2 separate regions of the Homo sapiens genome follow, and region 2 is linked to region 1. Evidence: chromatin contacts called from ENCODE Hi-C or POLR2A ChIA-PET data. All regions are on one chromosome and are shown on one strand. The core of a region is the stretch at or near the end of the contact, and the rest is flanking DNA. Distances in the headings are between cores, read along the strand shown. Region 1 has its middle 140 kb from the start of TES. Region 2 overlaps ST7 (suppression of tumorigenicity 7).

Region 1 (3,705 bases), core at 291-2,790:
GGGTATCCTGTTTACCTTCTGGTTTCCAGTTCAATTCTCACTTGAATCCTCCATGTGTTTACCTTGTTTCCGAAAATGATAAGAGCAATGAGAGTTCAGAGAAGTGGGAAACCAAAGGGCGCCGGAGTGGTCTGAGGAGGTTTCACAAATCATGTGGGGATTGAACTGAATCCCAAAAAATGGAAAGAAGGGAGCTCCCTCACTCCGGGTGAAGGAAAGAGTAGTACAAAATCACAGAGGCAGGAGTGTGCCCAAGGAGACTGGAGTCTACACAGAAGGATGTGGGACGCCAGAAAATTAATTTAACCTGGTGGAGTGAACCTAATGAAAGCTCAGCAACACTAGCTCCATGCTCCTTCTACTTCTTGACGTATCCTACAGGTAAAAAGTCCTGAGACCCAGCAGGTTTTAAGAAATGCTTCCTAAACTCTTTTATATATATATATATTTTTTTAATTTTGAGACAGAGTTGCGCTCTTGTCGCCCAGGCTGGAGTGCAGTGGCGCGATCTCAGCTCACTGCAGCGTCCGCCTCCCGGGTTCAAGCAATTCTCCTGCCTCAGCCTCCTAAGTAGCTGGGATTACAGGCGCCCGACACCACGCCCAGCTAAATTTTGTATTTTCAGGAGTAATGGTGTTTCACCATATTTTCCAGGCTAGTCTCGAACTCCTGACCTCAGGTGATCTGTCCATCTTGGCCTCCCAAAGTGCTGGAATTACAGGTGTGAGCCACTGCTCCCTGCCCATAAACTCTTACATACGTTCCATGTTGCCTCACTACTTTAAGGGAAAACACATTAATAATAACAAACAAAAAGTAATAAACAAGAGAAAAGCATTGATAGCAACAAACATAGTTGCTTGCCTGTTTCTGTCAAAAAAATAATTTTGTACACATCAATGGATTCTTATGGCCTGTTTTATTCTTCGCATATTTTGGCAGAAGTTGGCTGTTGAGAATACATTTTACTTCATTTTTCAAAGTAATTCTTTTTTTAAAAAAAACTCTTTAACTTAGTTGCATAATTACATACGTGACTAGGATAATAGTCTATGACCATGATTGGTGAAAAGGTAGTGTATTTTAGTATTAACTACAACTTAAAAACATTATGGGTAAGATTAATTAAATGCTGTGAAATTTGCCATAATATTTACCATCAGCTGGAAATAAAGAGAACAGAGTTGTAAGTATTATGCAATCATTTTAATTCAGGCCCATTCCCATAAGTGATACAGACCTGGAATTGTAGTGTGAAGTCACAGGCAGGCTGGCACCCAGCCAATACACATCAGCACACCAGCCTAGGACTGTACCATGCCAGTGCTCCAGACTTTGACTTTCATCCCAACTCACTTCCAGGGACCTTTTCAAAGATATTCAGTAGACAGCCTGTATTTTCTGCATACGCTATACCCGGCCCTCAAGTTACAGACAGCCCAAACTAAATGGGATCTTGGAGGTTAGTTGACATTTTACCAATGAGACAACTAAGGTAAGATAACTGTTAAGATTAAGGGGAATGCTGAATTTTCATTTTTCTAAAACAAACAAACAAAAAAAGTTTCTTCTTCCAGCTAACATCTCAATCACGTACCCAAAATGACTTTTAAAAATTTCACATTCTTTCTACTAAGATGCCAGCGGCAGCAGCCTACTCCATACGTCAGGCAGTGTTTGTATATATTTCAGCGTATCCAAGCAAGGCCTTTTTAACTTTCCATCCTACAGACGAAGCTGTACTTTCCTGAATGGCAGCCAGGAAAAAACTTGGGGATTTGGCAGGAAGACTGTGGGAAGCCTGGTGTTCCACCAGGCTGAGATCTGGAGCGGAGCTTTCTACAAAGACAGAGGAGCGAAACACCTCCCTTTGTTTAGCTCTTCATAGGAGCACAAATGGAGCCCCCAGATTGTAATCAGGCCCTATTGTATAAACTTGGGGTTTTCAGGCCATACAGCATTTTTGGCAGCAAATCCCTTATTATTTTTCAGCTGGAAAACCAATTAGCATTCTTTTTATATCTGGGTGTTAATACTTGGGCCTTAGAGCAATTTTTTGGCCACTGGCCCACATGGCTGTAGTCTCTTGGGCAATGCCTGACAAATTGAGATAAAACTGTTACTTCATGTTTTCCTACAAAGACAAAACAAAAACTGTTTCCTGCTCTTATTAATTGGATGAAGTCAATTTCCACATTTAACAAATAAGAAGGTAAGCATAATCAGGGTGTCAACCCACGGCTCTTATCTCTCCCCAGGCTGGTTCCTCTGCAGGAATGTGAGGGAGCAAGACTTGTCAGGTTCTGACTAAGCTTTCCTTTTATTGGAAAAATAAAAAGTCCTCCTGGGCAACAGAGACCTCTGTCAGGTGAACAGGCTGCGACCACCACAAGGTCACCCTTTGGTCTCAGTGGCATTTTTGCTTCACAAGTCTGAGCGATGTGATTTACCTGAGGGAAAGAATTGTTAGGAGATTCCAGCCATGACAAGTGGATTAGTCATAACAGTCAAGAGGACACTGCCCAGTTTGAGAGGAATAAACAGAGCCAAACATTTCCCTATCTCGAAAGCATAGCAAAGTCAAGTTCACGCTCCGGGAATGTAGTTTACGATTAGAGAAAGCCATATCTGGGCTGCTGTCTCAGAATATCTAAGCGAGTAGAGAAGAGGAGGAAAGGAGTTTGGAATGGCTGTGGGAGGTGCCCATCCTGTTAAGTGTTCCCCTATGGTAAACAACCCCTGCCATGGCAACACAACTTCATGCTGCAAATCAGAGGAGCGCAGCCCTCCAGCGAGCAGACCACAACTTGGGAAAATCTCCAGGATGATGCAAAATATTTCAAAGGGAAGTGGTAAAACAAACAGAACGGAAACACAGCCATACAACTGCAGTTTGAAGACAAAAATTTGTTAGGTACAAAAAATAGTTTGGGTGCAATTACAGGAGCATTTTTGTGTTGCTGGTACTGATTGTACATCTCTTTGATAGAAATGGCCTGAGGGGTTGCTGCTCCCCTTCAAGACTTTCTTTGTAAGTAGTGGGCGGTGGCATCATTTAAAAAAAATCCACTTGAAAGACTTCTTTAAAGAATTTGTACAGAACATTTTCTTTGCAAGAAAATCTATTCTGAAGCAATATTATTTAACAACGGGGCTGTGTTTTGAGTCATATGAAAATTTATTATCCAATTTTTTCTTATTGTTATATTTGCTATCAAGAGCAGAAAATGATCATCTATAATAATTTAGAGGAGCGACTAAAAATGCCCAATCACGCACAGGAAAAGAAGCACTTGACTTGCATCTCTAGAGCCAGAAATCACCCGATTCTCTATGCAGAGGGTGGCCATACACCGCAGTTTGCCAGGAGAGTCTCAGTTGACTCTAGTTGTCCAGATTTAATTACCAACAGTGCCTCTTTCACTGACAGAAGTGTTCTGGTTTGGATAGTAAATAATTTGGTGACCCTATTGATTCACAGAGCCCAAGAATCTTCTGTCTGCTCCTACTCTCCCCGGGGACATCAGTCTAAGACTCTAAAAATCAGAACGTAAATGCAAAATGAAAAAGAGTCGGGTGGGGAATTGCTGCCACCTGGTAAAGAAGAAACCTCGACAGTTTGGCTTCACCTAAAGGAAGCATGGAAGGACTGTGAACAAAATTAACCCTGTGTGTATTGAGGAGAGGAGAGTACCCCCCTTCATA
Region 2 (3,937 bases), core at 417-2,916, 780 kb after region 1:
AAAAATATATCGAAGTTGGTTTTATATATTTTAAAGAAATATGAATCTTATATGAAGCTAATGAAGTTCTTGGTTGAGTTAGCATGAAGGCCTTATCTCCTTTATGATATTCAAAGTAGAAATTGGAATTTACTGGATTCAGATGATTAATGAATATATTTTAGTGACTTTTATTTGCCTATTTATAGGTTAACTAGCATCGAATGGGGTCATGGCCTTGGCTATTGGAGTCTAGATGTGTGTTCCATCTGAGAAAATACTTTGTTTAGTGTGTATTTTACATTACTTGAGTTTCAGATAATTCAACTGAAATTTTTTGTTATAAAATTTATTCAAAGTAAATAGGTGAAAAAATGTTTTTGAAAGGGAACCTCTACACACTCTAAAATAATTTATAAAATACAAATTTATAAAATAAATAAGGAGATTGTTACTCCTTTGTAAAATGGTACTCTTTGCTATGGTAGAAACATCATGGTACAGTAAATATTCCCATTGAGCTTCCCACCATATGTTCAGAAACTGCTCTGATGTATAAAAGCTAGGTTTGCAGGTAAATTTGGGATATAAGTACACATGTTAAGCAAAAGCTTAAGCATTTTTTACTGACCCACGCATAATTCTTGAAATGGTTTCAGAATGTTCTAACACCAAGAGTCTGTGTTAAGTGCTTCGGAAAATGACCAATTATGTTGTATCTAAGTGAATGAAAAGGTTGGTAGCAATGTCATCTCAAAATGCATAAAATATATTCTCCAAGAACAAATGACATTAATGTGCAAAAGACACGCAAAATCTCTGTTAGAGTGCCTTTTCTTGATTTCCTTAGCCTGTAGTTTTGTGAGCACAAAAAAGGTTTGCTATCAGCAGTTGAAATACTGTGGAATAGCACATTAATACACTAATATGACTTTGGAGATTTTGGCCAACCCTCTTAGCAATGAAATATGTTCTTGTAATTTAAGCTGACACTCCTAATTTAGCTCTTGTCCTCTACTGAGTCTACCTAATTATATGTATGGATTGACTTGGTGTTTTCTCTTTTTCTTAAATAGTAATGCAGAAAGCCTGGAGAGAGAGAAACCCCCAAGCTAGGATTTCTGCAGCTCATGAAGCCTTGGAGATAAATGAGTAAGTGGGGGAAAATCTTGCTGTTAAAAAGGAAATCTCATCCTTTGCTGAATATATTCAGTTGCCATTGATAGGATACTTAAATTAAACTGCATTTGAACTGGAGGATTATTTGGGGAGTTATTACTCTATTTAAAAAAGTTTTTTTTTTAAATGAAGGACAGCCACCATGTGGAGGTGGTTTTAGTCATTTTATGAATTCAATGGCTTTGCTGTGATCCTAAATTAATTTCTTGAAGGGCTATCCCTAGGATATTGTGAGGATATAAAATAAATACAATTCTTTACATATCTAAAACATTCTGACAGGGAAAATTTTCCAGATGTAGAATGCTCATCTGCACTAGAACATTTTCTAGTAGAACTTCTGCTAGTGGGGAAAACATGATAACAACATAAGGTTTAAAAAAAAAATTTTAGAAAATACTTCAAGATTAAGACAAAGATAAGAGGAAATGCTGTCTTGAGTGTTGTTAAACATTCTGTGGGTTACCAAGGAAGGCTGGGAAATCTCTTCTGGAGATCTCAGAAAATGAGAAAGATTCTTAAAGTTGGAGTCATAAAAACTCAGGGTTGGCAGAGACCTTAAAGGTCACTTAGCTGAACCACCCATCTGGTGCTTGAATCACCTCAACACTATCCTTGCCAAGTGGTCATTGTTAAACTATTTTATGATTTTTCTGAAGAAGGTTACAGAATCTTCTTCAGAGATCTTAGGGAAAAAAAAAAAAGATTGTCGTGAGAGTTGAAAATCCTGCCATTGTAACCAGTTGATCTACGGTTTCTGATTCTGTCATGCAACATATTTATTTTCCAGTTTCTTGTCATCTACAAATTCGATATGCCTGCCTTCTGTGTGTCATCCATATTTCTGAGAAAAATATGAAGGCCAGGAATAGAGCCCTGTGACATGACATAGAAACTACCCTCCAGGTTCATGTCTTCATGAATCACCATCTTTTGTATTGTTCACTCAATTACTAAGCCACCCAGTTACACTGTGACTCAGCTCATATTTCTCCATTTGGATCTTAAGAATGCCAATCGTAGCTGCGGATCTTAAATTTATAGTAAATCTATTACAGTAAATTAAGCTAGCACAATCTGATTTATTTATTCTTAGTGAATATAAGCTGGCTTCTAGTCGTCACTACTTTCTTTTTAAAGTGCTTGGAGACCATTCCTTTAATAATCCATTAGAATATCTTTCCAAATCACTGTGTTCTGTAGTTTGGGAAGTCTGCCTTCTTCCCCTTTTTGAAAATTTATGCTACATTTATCATCTCATCTTCTAGCACCTCTCCATTCTTTGTGATTCCTCAACTATCCACAGAGAGCAATTCCATGGCCTGCCTACAAGGTCTTTCGGTTTCCTGGGATTTGCCCATCCAGTCCAGTAATTCATTTAGAATGGATCAATTATTTGCTATCTTACATCTTTTTACCCATTTTAGAGTTTAATTTCTTCTCCCTTTTTCAGTCTGACAGTCATTCTCCTTGATAGAGAAGCCAGGAACAAAATAGGAGGGAGAGAGTTTTGCTTTTTCTTTATTATCTACTGCTTTTAACAATAAACCTTCCTTGTTTTGATGTTATTATGTTGTTTGTCTTTTTTTTTTACTTATTTGCCTTTGTGACATGGGGACGGTGATAGGGCCTTAAATATAATTTTAAAATAGGGAATAAATGGTTGTCTTTAGTATTTTATTTTGTTTTATTATTATTATTATTATTGTTATTTTTGCAAGCTTCAGCTAATTTGGAATTGTAGCTCTCCTGACATTATTCTTATAAGCTCATTCCACTCTCTTATAGACCATCATTACATGCCCTCTTTCCATCTTTTAAAATATGTCCTTTAAAAATCTGACCTGGGAGAAATCTCTGTGAAGCCGTGTTGGTTACTTAAGTGCCACCCCTCTTTTCTTCCTGAGAGGATCATTTGTGATTGCAGTTACAGTTGAACATTTGGAAGCTGCTCAACCCTCTTAAACCATTTTTCCTTCTGAATCTCATGCCATTGAATCATGCCTCTTTTCTTTGAATTTTTTGAAGTCCACCTTCCCCTCTTTGATTACCCTGAACTCCGAAATGACATAGTGACTCTCTCTGAATGTTCCTATCAATTTTCATTTTACCAACTATTTTTTTCTTCTTGGTCAGAATTAGGTCCAGAGTTGAAGTTCCCCTAATTGCTTCCTCTACCATCTGGGAGATAAAATTGTTACCAAAGTAAGTCAAGAACCTGTTGGGTGCCCTACTTCTAACCAAATGAGACTTCTAGTGGATATCTGGATGGTTGACACCCCCATCACCACACTTTCTTGCTTCTGTATGTGTATTGTGTTGTGACAAGGATGCATCATCTATATCTTCCATCGAGCTGAGCAGTCTGTTCTGTACTCCCCAACCATTAGCACTTCTATTGCTCTCTCCTTTTTCCTTCACTCACAAGCTCTTAGCATGTTTCTATCCCAAACTCATGCGTTTCCACATAGATGTATGTTTCTTGGCCAGTAGTGCTACTCTGCCTCTCCTCCTAAGAATACCATTTGAAATATAAATAAGCAAAGCAAGCAAGCTAGCCCCAACCATTCTTGGGTTCCCAGCCCAACAACTACAATCTTATAGCTAATTCCTCTGATACTGTATCTACCACTCAGTATTACAATCTCAATTTTCACTTCATTACCCTTGCCTCATATTTATATGTTGGCATCTGAAGCCTTAAGCATTTCTTCTGATGCCTGTCCCAGTTATTTTCTCCAGTGAATCACTTGTATAGTTTCAGCATCATTATGGTTCT

What was found. A loop is a pair of places that touch in the nucleus more often than their neighbours do. ChIA-PET counts read pairs that join two places held with the same protein, here RNA polymerase II (POLR2A). Pooled maps may share reads with other maps.
Region 2: a loop to region 1 is called in a map of PC-9, with 4 times the contacts of the local background. The contact joins two enhancer-like sites. A Hi-C loop is called at or near these places in 1 of 168 maps with a recorded cell type or tissue (PC-9) and 1 of 50 pooled maps. POLR2A ChIA-PET finds 5 or more read pairs at or near these places in 1 of 52 experiments (endothelial cell of umbilical vein).

What each region holds. Positions count from the first base shown.
Region 1 is chr7:116,352,556-116,356,260 of GRCh38, forward strand. No RefSeq gene overlaps it. Among named protein-coding and RNA genes, the nearest start is that of TES, 140 kb to the left of the region's middle. RefSeq lists an enhancer at 1,054-3,705. Within about 2 kb of position 1,541, at least 31 of the 41 ENCODE cell types and tissues checked have a DNase peak (open chromatin) inside an H3K27ac peak, as active enhancers do; they include PC-9 and endothelial cell of umbilical vein, where a contact is called at or near this core.
Region 2 is chr7:117,130,830-117,134,766 of GRCh38, forward strand. ST7 (suppression of tumorigenicity 7) reads left to right here. Exons shown (of 16, transcript NM_001369598.1): 6 at 1,056-1,131; 7 at 3,295-3,363. All of the region lies in intron 2 of ST7-AS2 (ST7 antisense RNA 2), which reads right to left. Among named protein-coding and RNA genes, the nearest start is that of ST7-AS2, 13 kb to the right of the region's middle. Within about 2 kb of position 1,667, at least 5 of the 41 ENCODE cell types and tissues checked have a DNase peak (open chromatin) inside an H3K27ac peak, as active enhancers do; they include PC-9 and endothelial cell of umbilical vein, where a contact is called at or near this core.